2 separate regions of the Homo sapiens genome follow, and region 1 is linked to region 2. Evidence: read pairs that join two places in POLR2A ChIA-PET (ENCODE). Cell type or tissue: GM12878. All regions are shown on one strand. Each heading gives the region's core, and the rest is flanking DNA. Links, peaks and the distances in the headings are about the cores only. Region 1 overlaps TSHZ2 (teashirt zinc finger homeobox 2). Region 2 has its middle 190 kb from the start of DOK5.

Region 1 (5,383 bases), core at 218-5,217, 1.2 Mb before region 2:
ATGGGTACAGGAAAATTGCCTCCTTTCTCTCTTCTATGGCCATACCCCAAAAGCAACCATATATGACAATTGTCAAGTGTTAAGTATAATTGCTCAACATGAAATTATAATTAACACTGAAGCCACCAGGGACATTTTCTCTCTCCATTGTCAGGATGTTGTCCTGATCTGGATGTTGTCCTGATCTTTGTGACCCTTTTAATTTATCTTTTGAAAGGATGGCAACAGCTGGGTAGTTTTTCAATCCTTATCATTTTGCATTATATAGCTTTACTGAGCAATGTGCCTTTGGAAGATTCTAGTTAGTTTCATTGACAGCAATAAATACTGGTTAGAGAACAGGCTTTGAAGTCAGGCAGACCTAAGCCCAAAGGCTGGCTCTCCCACTTGCTAACTATCTGATCTTGATTACATTTCTTAGCCAATCCAAGGCTCTCTCTTCTCATCAACAAATACAGACAATGAAATCTACTGTCAGGTAGTACTGAGGAAGGCAGAGCTTCTAACAAGCACTTAATAAAATGGTAGATATTATGACTGTTTTCTGCTTTCTTCTTCTTAATATCCACATCAAATGTTTTGAAATGCTATTTTCTCCTTTTTTATAAAAAGGGAAAAATTTTCTTAGCTTCCCTTCTGAATTGACAACTGATTTCTTTTCAACATTTGTTTAATGCAGCAACGAAAGAGCTTTTTGACTTCATTTTTTAAATTTCCAGAAGGAAAGAGTGGTCTATTTTCCAAGACCTAATGACTACTTATTTGTAACACATAAGCAGAATTTTATGCATGTATTTTTAATTTATTCTACATCTCATTCCACAGCAGTTTTAAGATACTGTACTATATGCAATGCAGCAAAATTATAAAAGAAATAATAGAAATCATTAAAGATATCTACATTTCGTTAAGCACTTATTGAACGCCAGGCAACATTTGTGAAAAGTACTATATATTATTATCCTGATTTTGCTGATGCGGAAACTGAGATTAAGAAAAGGTAAGTTATGTCCCCCAATATCACACAGCTAGTAAATGGCAGAGCCAAACTATTAACACATATACCAAAGGAAAATGGAAAGAGAATATCAAAAGAAGTTTACAGGTATAGACTGCAGCCTTAGGAGGCTACATAATTACTAAAGTTGGGCCACCAATTTGACTCTGAGCTTCCTGGTAGTGAAAGCAAGAATGCAAACATGATCCATCCCAAGAACCACCTTTCCATGAGGATATGTGTACCAGGCTTTAAAAGCAAGCAACGTCTTCCCTAATACGTAGTGTCTGGAAGAGATTTATGACATAACTTTTGTGACATAGTCAAATGCAACAGAGACGACAGGAGGTTCCCGTGATAGAACCAAATATTTGAAACTAAAAAAAAACATTCTTTCTGTAAAAGAAAAAAAAATAACACCACTCCTTCCTGCAAAAATGTTTTACTTAACACTGGGCTCCATCTCTTTTTTATAATTATTCAATCCAAGCTTTGTCAAAGCATCATACTGAGAAGAGATTCATGTTAAAAAGCTAGTGGAGGGGGGTGGAGTAGATAGCAGAGAATGCCTCTCTGTCTTATCATTTTTATTTAGATTGACATACCTTTGATTATAATTAGGGATAACTGTTCAGCAGTTAAGACTCCATAATCCCATCATTAGTTGTCAGGAGATTTTCACAGGGCAAACTCTCATGCCATTTCTCTCATTTCTGTTTCTTAACTACTTGGGCAGCCTGCAGTTGAAGAGTGTGCTTTATGGAAAAGATTTTCTGCTGCCATTGAAATCTTCTAAGCTGACACACAGTTAAGGACACAAATGAAACCTCCACTCTTGGGAGGCCCCACATCTTCTTGCCTGACATTTTTGTTGTTGTTGTTCTCCAAGATATCGCCCTGTTTCTGCTGGTTGCGTTCAACAGCCATTTTGCACACACTGGTGAAGAGATCTTAAACCATTTCAGAGGTGGCCCATAAAGGAGGCAAAAGGGGACTTGCCGTAAAAATTATTTCCATAGACATGCAAAGTTGATTATATAAGGTAGAGGTCAGTTAAGATTCTCTGGCATCCATTACGAGACAAAAAAAAAAAAAAAAAAAAACTAAAAAAACTCTCCTCCAACTTGAAAGCTGAAGGCAGTGGGTCGTCTGGTTTGTGTCATGAAACATACATCATGCATTTGAGACACATATTACAAATTGTACTTTAAAAGAGGAAGTTCAGAAGTTGGGATTTTCCAGTGTGTCAATTATGACCCGAATGCTATCTATATTTAAATGTTCCAAGCCGACTATCATGATCATGTCCCCTTATTCTTCAAGGGTCTGATGAAGTACCCCTTTGACAAGGAATGAATGGTCTCATCAGTACAGATCCAACTCAACATCAGGAACAATTAGCTTGGCAGTTAAACCTAAAGGCTCTGAAATCGATATTTTATATATATATATATATATATATATATATATATATATATGTACATATTCTAATTGAATGTTAGAATATTCGGTTTCACTTATAATTATTCAGATAGGTCACTTCAAGTCTCTAAACCTAGAGAGGTTTTTTTCTCTGTAATATTGGATACCTTGTTGGATTGTTTTAATAATTAACAGAAATAATGCATATGTGGTGGATCAAAAATGACAATCATGGCCAGATGCAGTGGATCACACCTGTAATCCCCACACTCTGGGAGGCTGAGGTGAGTGGATCACTTGAGGTCAGAAGTTCAAGACCAGCCTGGCCAACATGGTGAAACCCCATCTCTACTAAAAATACAAAAATTAGCTGGACATGGTGGTGCACGCCTGTAGTCCCAGCTACTTGGGAGGCTGAGGCATGAGAATCACTTGAACCCAGGAGGTGGAGGTTGCAGTGAGCCGAGATCACGCCACTGCACTCCAGCCTGGGTGAGTGAGACTCTGTCAAGAAAAGAAAGAAGGAGGGAAGGAAGGAAGGAAGGAAGGAAGGAAGGAAGGAAGGAAGGACCCAAGAAAGATAGATAGAGAGGGAGGAAGGGAGGGAGGAAGGAAGGAAGGAAGGAAGGAAGGAAGGAAGGAAGGAAGGAAGGAAGGACGGACCCAAGAAAGATAGAGAAAGAGAGAGGGAGGAAGGGAGGGAGGAAGGAAGGAAGGACCCAAGAAAGATAGAGAGGGAGGAAGGGAGGGAGGGAGGGAGGAAGGAAGGAAGGAAGGACCCAACAAAGATAGAGAAAGAGAGAGGGAGGAAGGGAGGGAGGGAGGAAGGAAGGAAGGACCCAAGAAAGAAAAAAAAGAGAGAGAGGAAAGGAGGAAGGAAGGAAGGAAGGAAGGCAGGCAGGCAGGCAGGCAGGCAGACACAACCCAGATATTACTGATATATAACTGTTAAAATGTTTTCATTAACTCAACCGTTCTGAGGTTTGATAGAAGAAGAAAAAAAGAGTCCCTCTTGCCATTTGGAAACTCAGCCACTTTGTTCTTTCTGGTTTATTTTGTGACCTCCCTTTCCGACAGCAATTAGTCTCAGTCTCTGTTGTCAACGCTGGGAAAACTACATGGAAGAAAGGAATTAAGGAAAGGCAATACATCAGAAAGTGTTTTAAAATAGTATCCACTCACCCACATGAAGCTGTGTCTGGCATATCAAAAGTAAAGTATTCAATATATTTAAGCAATTACCTGTATTTTATTCACTCTAAGAATTGAAATTTGTCCACTAAAGTTGAAGGGTTTCCTCACACAGAGATTTCTCTTAGGAAAAATTAAATGAAACACTAATAATGAAATTCAGCAATGTAGATAAGCCAATTTGCATTTCCAAATTGTAATTCCATTTGAAAAATATTAACTACAGGTTTCTCCCAGGATTACACCGCTAAGCATCATGTGTCTCCATTGCTCCTTTGCTTCCTTGTCACAGTCTTTTTAAAATAATAACACTTGGCCGGGCGCGGTGGCTCATGCCTGTAATCCCAGTACTTTGGGAGGCCGGGGTGGGCAGATCACTTGAGGCCAGGAGTTCAAGAATCAGCCTGGCCAAAATAGTGAAACCCGCCTCCTAAAAATACAAAAATTAGTCAGGTGTGGTGGTGCGCACCTGTAACCCCAGCCACTCAGAAGGCTAAGACAGAGAATCGCTTGAACCCGGGAGGCAGAGGTTGCAGTGAGCGGAGATTGCGCCACTGCACTCCAGCCTGGATGATAGAGCAAAAATCCATCTCAAAAAAAATAAATAAATAAAACACTAAATATAGGTTTTTCTTTTTTCATTTTCAACCAAACAGCTTTAAGAAGCCCTAAATTAGGAGTCATGTGTCCTGACCTATCACTGAATCACCCTGAGAGCAAGTTACTTAAACTCCCTCTGCTTCAACTTCTTTATCTTTGGGGTACTAATATTTATCCAATATGTTTCAAAAGAGAATGTATATGAATGGTCTTTGAAAAAAATGTAAATTGCTTCAAAATGACAGACAAAATTATTCTTTGAACTTGAAAGCACCAAATAGATGGCAAAGCTTCTGGAGTCCGCTTGTGTTTCCTTGGGCTATTTTTCCAGTCTCTTTCCATGCTCTAAGTTGTTTCTTTCATAGAATTAGAGAAATAGGATTCTAGGTACATCTATTTTTTTTTCTTTTGTATTGTTTTAGTGATAAATACTTTAAAACCCTTCATGGTTTCCATGTTAGAAAAGATAGGCTTCAAATTAGTGTCTTTAGAACTCCATTCATTCAACAAGTATTTATCAAGGACCCACTCTGTGACAGATAGTGGGTTTTATACTTGGGACTGTGCTGTGCTCAAACTCTCACCTTCCTGGAGTTTACACAGGCAGGCACTAAACTCAAAATTATATATGCGATGATGTGCTTATACGCTGCAATAAGTCTTATAAGGACACTGCAAAAGGTTCATGCAAGATGATAACAAAAGAATGTAGTCAAGTCCTATGGGTAAGAAAAGACTTATTTGAGAAAGCACCATCTGAACTGAGACTTCAAGGATGAAAAGGTGCTGGCCAAACAAAGAGTGGGAAGAAGAGCATGCTAAGCAGAGGGAGCAGCACGTGCAAAGACCCTGAGGCCAGTGTTCTTGGTATATATCAAGTGGCAGAGGGACCCAGGTGAAGGCAGAGGGATGGCAAGACCAGATCAAGCAGGACATTAAAACAAGTTTGTCTTTTTTCTAAGTGCCGTAGACACTTTTCTTTTCTTTTTTTTTTTTTTTTTTTTGAGATAGAGTTTCACTCTTGTTGCCCAGGCTGGAGCACAATGGCATGATCTCGGCTCACTACGACCTCCATCTCCCAGTTCAAGCGATTCTCCTGCCTCAGCCTCCCGAGTAGCTGAGATTACAGGCATGTGCCACCACGCCCAGCTAATTTTGTATTTTTAGTAGAGA
Region 2 (5,383 bases), core at 296-5,295:
GTGGGAGGGAGCTGGTGGGAGATATTTGAATCATGGAGGTGGTTTCCCCCACACTGTTCTTGGGGTAGTGAATAAGTCTTAGAAGATCTGATGGTTTTATAAGGGCAAACTCCTTTCATTGCTTCTCATTCTTTCTTGTCTGCCACCATGTAAGACATGCCTTTCACCTTCCACCATGATTGTGAGGTCTCCCCAGCCACTTGGAACTGTGAGTCCATTAAACCTCTTTTTCTTTATAAATTATCCAGTCTCAAGTATATCATTATCAGCAGCATGAAAATGGACAAATACAGCTATGTAGCGGGAAAAAAATCTCTTTTCCTTACCTGTGCTGAAGTTCATGGCTAAGACTCCTGTCACAAAAGACATATTAACAAGAGAAAAGTATACAAATTTATTTAATGTGACACAAGAGGCTTCAAAATGAAGACCTTAAAGTTTTACATGACACAGGAGATTTCAAAAATAAAGATTTTCTAGAAAAAGGAAAACCTGTATATTTTTATGGACAGTCACATAGAAGTATAATTGGAAGAAAAATGTGATCCAATGGTAATAAACTGGGAGGAACTTAGGTAGGCCTCTTTGTTCAGATTCTTCTTGGATTCTCTGTGTGACATCCCTCCTATCAGGTCTTTGAGGGAGAAGGGAAGGAGAATGTCAGTGACTTTCCTAGGTTTTATGTCCTGTTTCAGGAAAGATGAGGTGGAAAGTAAGAGATACCTTCCTGCTTCTACTGTTTTCACAAGTGCTAAGGTGCCAGATTTTGGGGTAGTTTTCTGAGCACCATCAGTTATCAATTTTGAGGATTGATCAATAGTGAAGGGTTCCTGGCTTCCTAAATACTTACTTCCTATACTATGTCATTTCAATGCTAAAAAATTCCAAATCAGATAGGATAAAACATTGGCATTTACTATCATAATGCTCTTCTAAACAATCAGCTTCATAGAGTTCTAATTGACATAATATCTGGTCTTTTGTAAGTGTAGTTGAGGAGTTTTGGCAAAGGTACACAGTGACATAACCACTGTCACAAACAAGATATCAAGATTTAGATCATTTCATCACCTCAAGGAGTTTCCTCCTAAATCTTCATAATCAACTCCCCCCACCCTTTGGCCTTAGGAAACCATTTATTTGCTTTCTCACTCAATTGTTTTGTCTTTTCTAGAATTTTATATAGATGGAATTATACAGCATGTACTCTTTTTAAAACTGTGGGGTGAAATCAATTTAATGTGTTGCAACCATCATTCTCTAAATAAGACAGAAAATATCAGAGTGAATCACACTTGATAATGGTGAGTATGTTTTGTGAAACTTTGTTTTCAGTGTGTATCTCTTCATGTATATTTCTCTGTGTCCTGAATCATAATATAAGCTCTATTCATCACTGATAAATGGAAACAACTTTCACCTATTATTTGAGCCAGTTTTTTTTTTTTTTTTTTTGTCCAGAGGACTAGAAATTGGAATGACAAGAGCTGATATATCATTGTGTGTTCTCCTTTGTGCCACAGAAGGTGATGAGGAATTATCTCATTTAATCCTCCCTACAAGCCTATTAGGAAAGCACATCTGCCTTTTACAGGGGAGGAGCCTGAGGCTCGGGGAAGCTAAGTTCAAGTTCTCATAACTGGTGAGAATAGAAGCTAAAGTTGAAACCATGGGCAGTTAAGAAGCAGCCTGGACATGTGGCTGATAAGACTGGAGAAGGGGAAGGATTGGCATACAAATATAACTATGTATTCTCTTGGCTGTTATTAGATTATCAAATTGCTAATGGACAAGTACTAAGTACTAAATGCCAATCCCGCCACAGGATGCGGCAAGTCAGAGCAGGCAGAAAGGTGTGTTTTCTGCCCACAGATAGGATATAAAGTTGTCCAGAACTGGGCAGCAAAGAGTGTGGGCTTGGGTGATAGACCCGGACTCCAGTTCCTGTTCTGCTGCTTACAGGTTCCTTGACCCTTAGCGGGACCTCGGTCTCTCTGAGGTTCAGGTTCCTACTTTGTAAAATAGTGATTTGTAGGACTTTGTGAGGAGTCAGATAAGGTGGGCTTTCTCCCCCTCGGCATTATTGATCACCTGAGCTGGCTCATTCTCTGCGGCGGGGGCTGCCCTGCGCACTGCAGGGTGCTTAGCAGCATCTTTGGACTTCACCCACTAGATGGCAGTAGCACCCCCACCAGGTATAATCACCGTAAACAAAATTTCCCCAGTTGAAAACTACAAAAATAACTCATGAATAAAATGTCCCTTCCCGGCTGGCTGCAATGGCTTGCACCCGTTGTCCCAGCTACTCCAGAGGCTGAGGAGGCAGGATGGACTGAACCCAGGAGTTGTGAGTCTTGCTTGGGCAACATAGTGAGACCCTGTCTCTAAGAAAAGAGCAAGAAAAAGAAACAAATACAGTGTCTACATCTACAAGTCACATGGACAAATGGGATCATATCAAGTTAAAAAGCTTCTGCACGGCCAAGAATCCCCTTCTCTTTTACCGTCATAAAATGAAAGTTCTGTCGCATATCAGCAGATAACAGCAGATGGAGGAGTAGGGGACCAGCTGCCCAAGCAGCAAATGGACTTCGGCTCACATGGCCCAACATCTCTGGGGGATCTGAGTGAGGCAGCACTGAGTCCTGGTAAGGAGGTTGTGTTTCAGAGCCAGCCTGCCTGGGTTTGGGTCCAGGCTCTGCTGCTTCTACTGTTAATCTTTAGGTAGGTTAAACAATTTGCATCTCTGTTTCCTCATTTTTAAAATGGGAATAGCAATCATCCCTTCCTTTTAAAGTTCTTGGCTGGGTGTGGTGGCTCACGCCTGTAAACCCAGCACTTTGGGAGGCCAAGGAGGGCGGATCACGAGGTCAGGAGATCGAGACCACCCTGGGTAACATGGTGAAAGCCCGTCTCTAATAAAAAAAAAATACAAAAAATTAGCTGGGCGTGGTGGCGGGTGCCTGTAGTCCCAGCTACTCCGGAGGCTGAGGCAGAAGAATGGCGTGAACCTGGGAGGCGGAGCTTGCAGTGAGCCGAAATCAAGCCACTGCACTCCAGCCTGGGCGACAGAGCAAGGCTCCATCTCAAAAAAAAAAAAAAAAAAAAAAAAATAATAATAATAATAATAATGTTCTTGCGAGGATTAAATAGTGTAATAAATGTAATAAATGTAAAGTCTTCAGGATAGTGCCTGGTACAGGGCTATCACTCAATAAACATTAGTTTCTATTAATGATATTATTTTAGATAGGTTCGAAGCCAATGCTGCATAAAGATTGTTCTCACCATGACCAACTTATCGTAGCTTTCCCTGGACTTTCCTGCTTATAGCATAGAAAATCCCAAGGCTGGGGAAAAAACCCTTGTACTGGGCAAACTGGGACACGTGGTCGCACTAGTCAGATCCCAGTACAACAGTCAATATTTTGTTGCGTCCTGTCCATAGTTTTGTCCACAAACACTGTGTGATTTCATTACCAAGACTTGTGCTCAGTATTTACAATAACAAAGATACAAAATCAATGTAAATGTCCCTCAGTGGATGAATGTATCAAGAAAGTGTGGAATATATATATACGATGTAATATTGCTTGGCCCTCAAAAAGAATGATGGCAGGGCGCAGTGGCTCATGCCTGTAATCCCAGCACTTTGGGGGGCCGAGGTCAGGAGTTTGAGACCAGCCTGGCTGACATGGCAAAACCCCATCTCTACTAAAAATACAAAAATTAGCCTTGAGTGGTGGTGATTGCCTGTAATCCCAGGTACTCAGGAGGCTGAGGCAGGAGGATTGCTTGAACCTGGGAGGCAGAGTTTGCAGTGAGCCGAGATCATTCCAGCCTGGGGACAGAGGAGAGCGAGAATCCATCTCAAAAAAGAAAAAGAAAAGGAAAAAAAATCATGTCATTTGCAGCAACATGGATGGAACTGGAGGTCATTATCATAAGTGAAATAAGCCAGGCACAGAAAGACAAATATGGCATGTTCTCACTTATATGGGAGCTGAAAAATTGATCACATGGAGGTGGAGAGTAGAAAGATAAATATCAGACAGGGAAGGGTGAGTGGGATTGGGGAGGAGGATGAAGAGAAGTGGGTTAAAGGGTACAAACATAGTAAGATAGATGGAAGAAATTATTTATTCAATAGCAGAGTAGTGACTATACTTAAAAATGTATTGTACTTGGATAATGGACACCCTGAATACTGAATACCATTCATAACTACACATTATATACATGTAACAAAATTTTGCATGTGCTCCATACATGTGTACAAATAAAAAATATAAAAACATAAACAATTGGAAGCTTATAAACAAAGAATTGTGCTCAGTAGCAAGGGTTCCATCATGCTCACGGTCCTATAGGAGAGGCAGCAATCAGCTGGGTTTGGGATCGCCAGGCCAGCAGAGCAGCAAGAGGCATCATGCGGCATACGCCGTGTTTCTATTGAGGGAACAGTACTTCAGGTAAACATCAGCAAGCCGACAAGATTTCTCCAGGGAGAAGTTGATGTGAATGAGATACCTATTTTAATGGACCCAGAAAAGACAACTCTATTGTCTTACACTAGAAAACAAGTGATTTGTATAAACGAATGCAGCCTGGGGAAACGGGTGCCACAGACTTATTAGCTAATGGAAAGCGTAATTTTATATCTACTTCTCAGTTTTCCCAGGCACTAACAGAGGGCAGAGTGGCTTGGATTATCTTGCACTGGTGAAAATCTAAGAAGTCTCCCAGTTTTCTGCTAGGCTGAAACTTTCCTGATCTGAGATCCTTTCAAAGATTTGGTCGTGCATTTAGAGAATCATTTTGCTTTAGATAAATTATGGTTGTTGAAGTTGACGCTGCTGAATTGCCTATGCATTCTCCATGTTCTTTCTTACTAACAACCCTGATTTTGTTTGGGGAAGCAATTATTCTAATTGAAAATACTTTTCCAGATCTGGGGTATCCTGGGACTCAATTACGTCCAATGAGATATAAGCAGAAGTCTCTGCAGAAGACGTCCTTCCACCCCTCTCCTCCCTAAAAAGCTTCTAGAAGTCAAGGTTTTTGTCCTCCGTCCTTAGCACTCTCCCCTGCATCTTGCCTGGAATGCAAATAGGATGCTCAGAGGTGGAGAACCTTGCTTCCGCGAGGAGCAAAGAGGCTTGGTAATGATGCCAGAGAGGAAGTCAGCAAGAGTGTGGGTCCTTTATGACTCCCCATGAGTTGCTGTACCAACTGCGAATGACCACATCTGGACCTATGTCATAGAAAAATCTCCTGTTTGGTTAAGCCATTATAGATGGGTTTCCAGTATATGCAATCAAACAGAATCCTAACAGCCAATAGGGGTTTATTTCCATGGTATTTTGTAAACATTGTGAACAGC

Evidence for each region. ChIA-PET counts read pairs that join two places held together with the same protein. Peaks named below come from ENCODE experiments on the same cell type or tissue, not always from the same donor. Only the 100,000 strongest peaks of a DNase experiment are listed, where the experiment ranks them.
Region 1: POLR2A ChIA-PET joins it to region 2 with 5 read pairs; 1 of 35 experiments calls an interaction of 5 or more read pairs at or near these places.

What each region holds. Positions count from the first base shown.
Region 1 is chr20:53,466,610-53,471,992 of GRCh38, forward strand. All of the region lies in intron 2 of TSHZ2 (teashirt zinc finger homeobox 2), which reads left to right. The region is part of intron 1 of TSHZ2-AS1 (TSHZ2 antisense RNA 1); the gene reads right to left. Among named protein-coding and RNA genes, the nearest start is that of TSHZ2-AS1, 35 kb to the right of the region's middle. In GM12878, for the core only: no CTCF peak of the experiment used is centred there; a DNase peak (open chromatin) is centred at 2,212.
Region 2 is chr20:54,666,566-54,671,948 of GRCh38, forward strand. No RefSeq gene overlaps it. Among named protein-coding and RNA genes, the nearest start is that of DOK5, 190 kb to the left of the region's middle. In GM12878, for the core only: a CTCF peak has its summit at 2,169 (motif pointing right); a DNase peak (open chromatin) is centred at 2,320.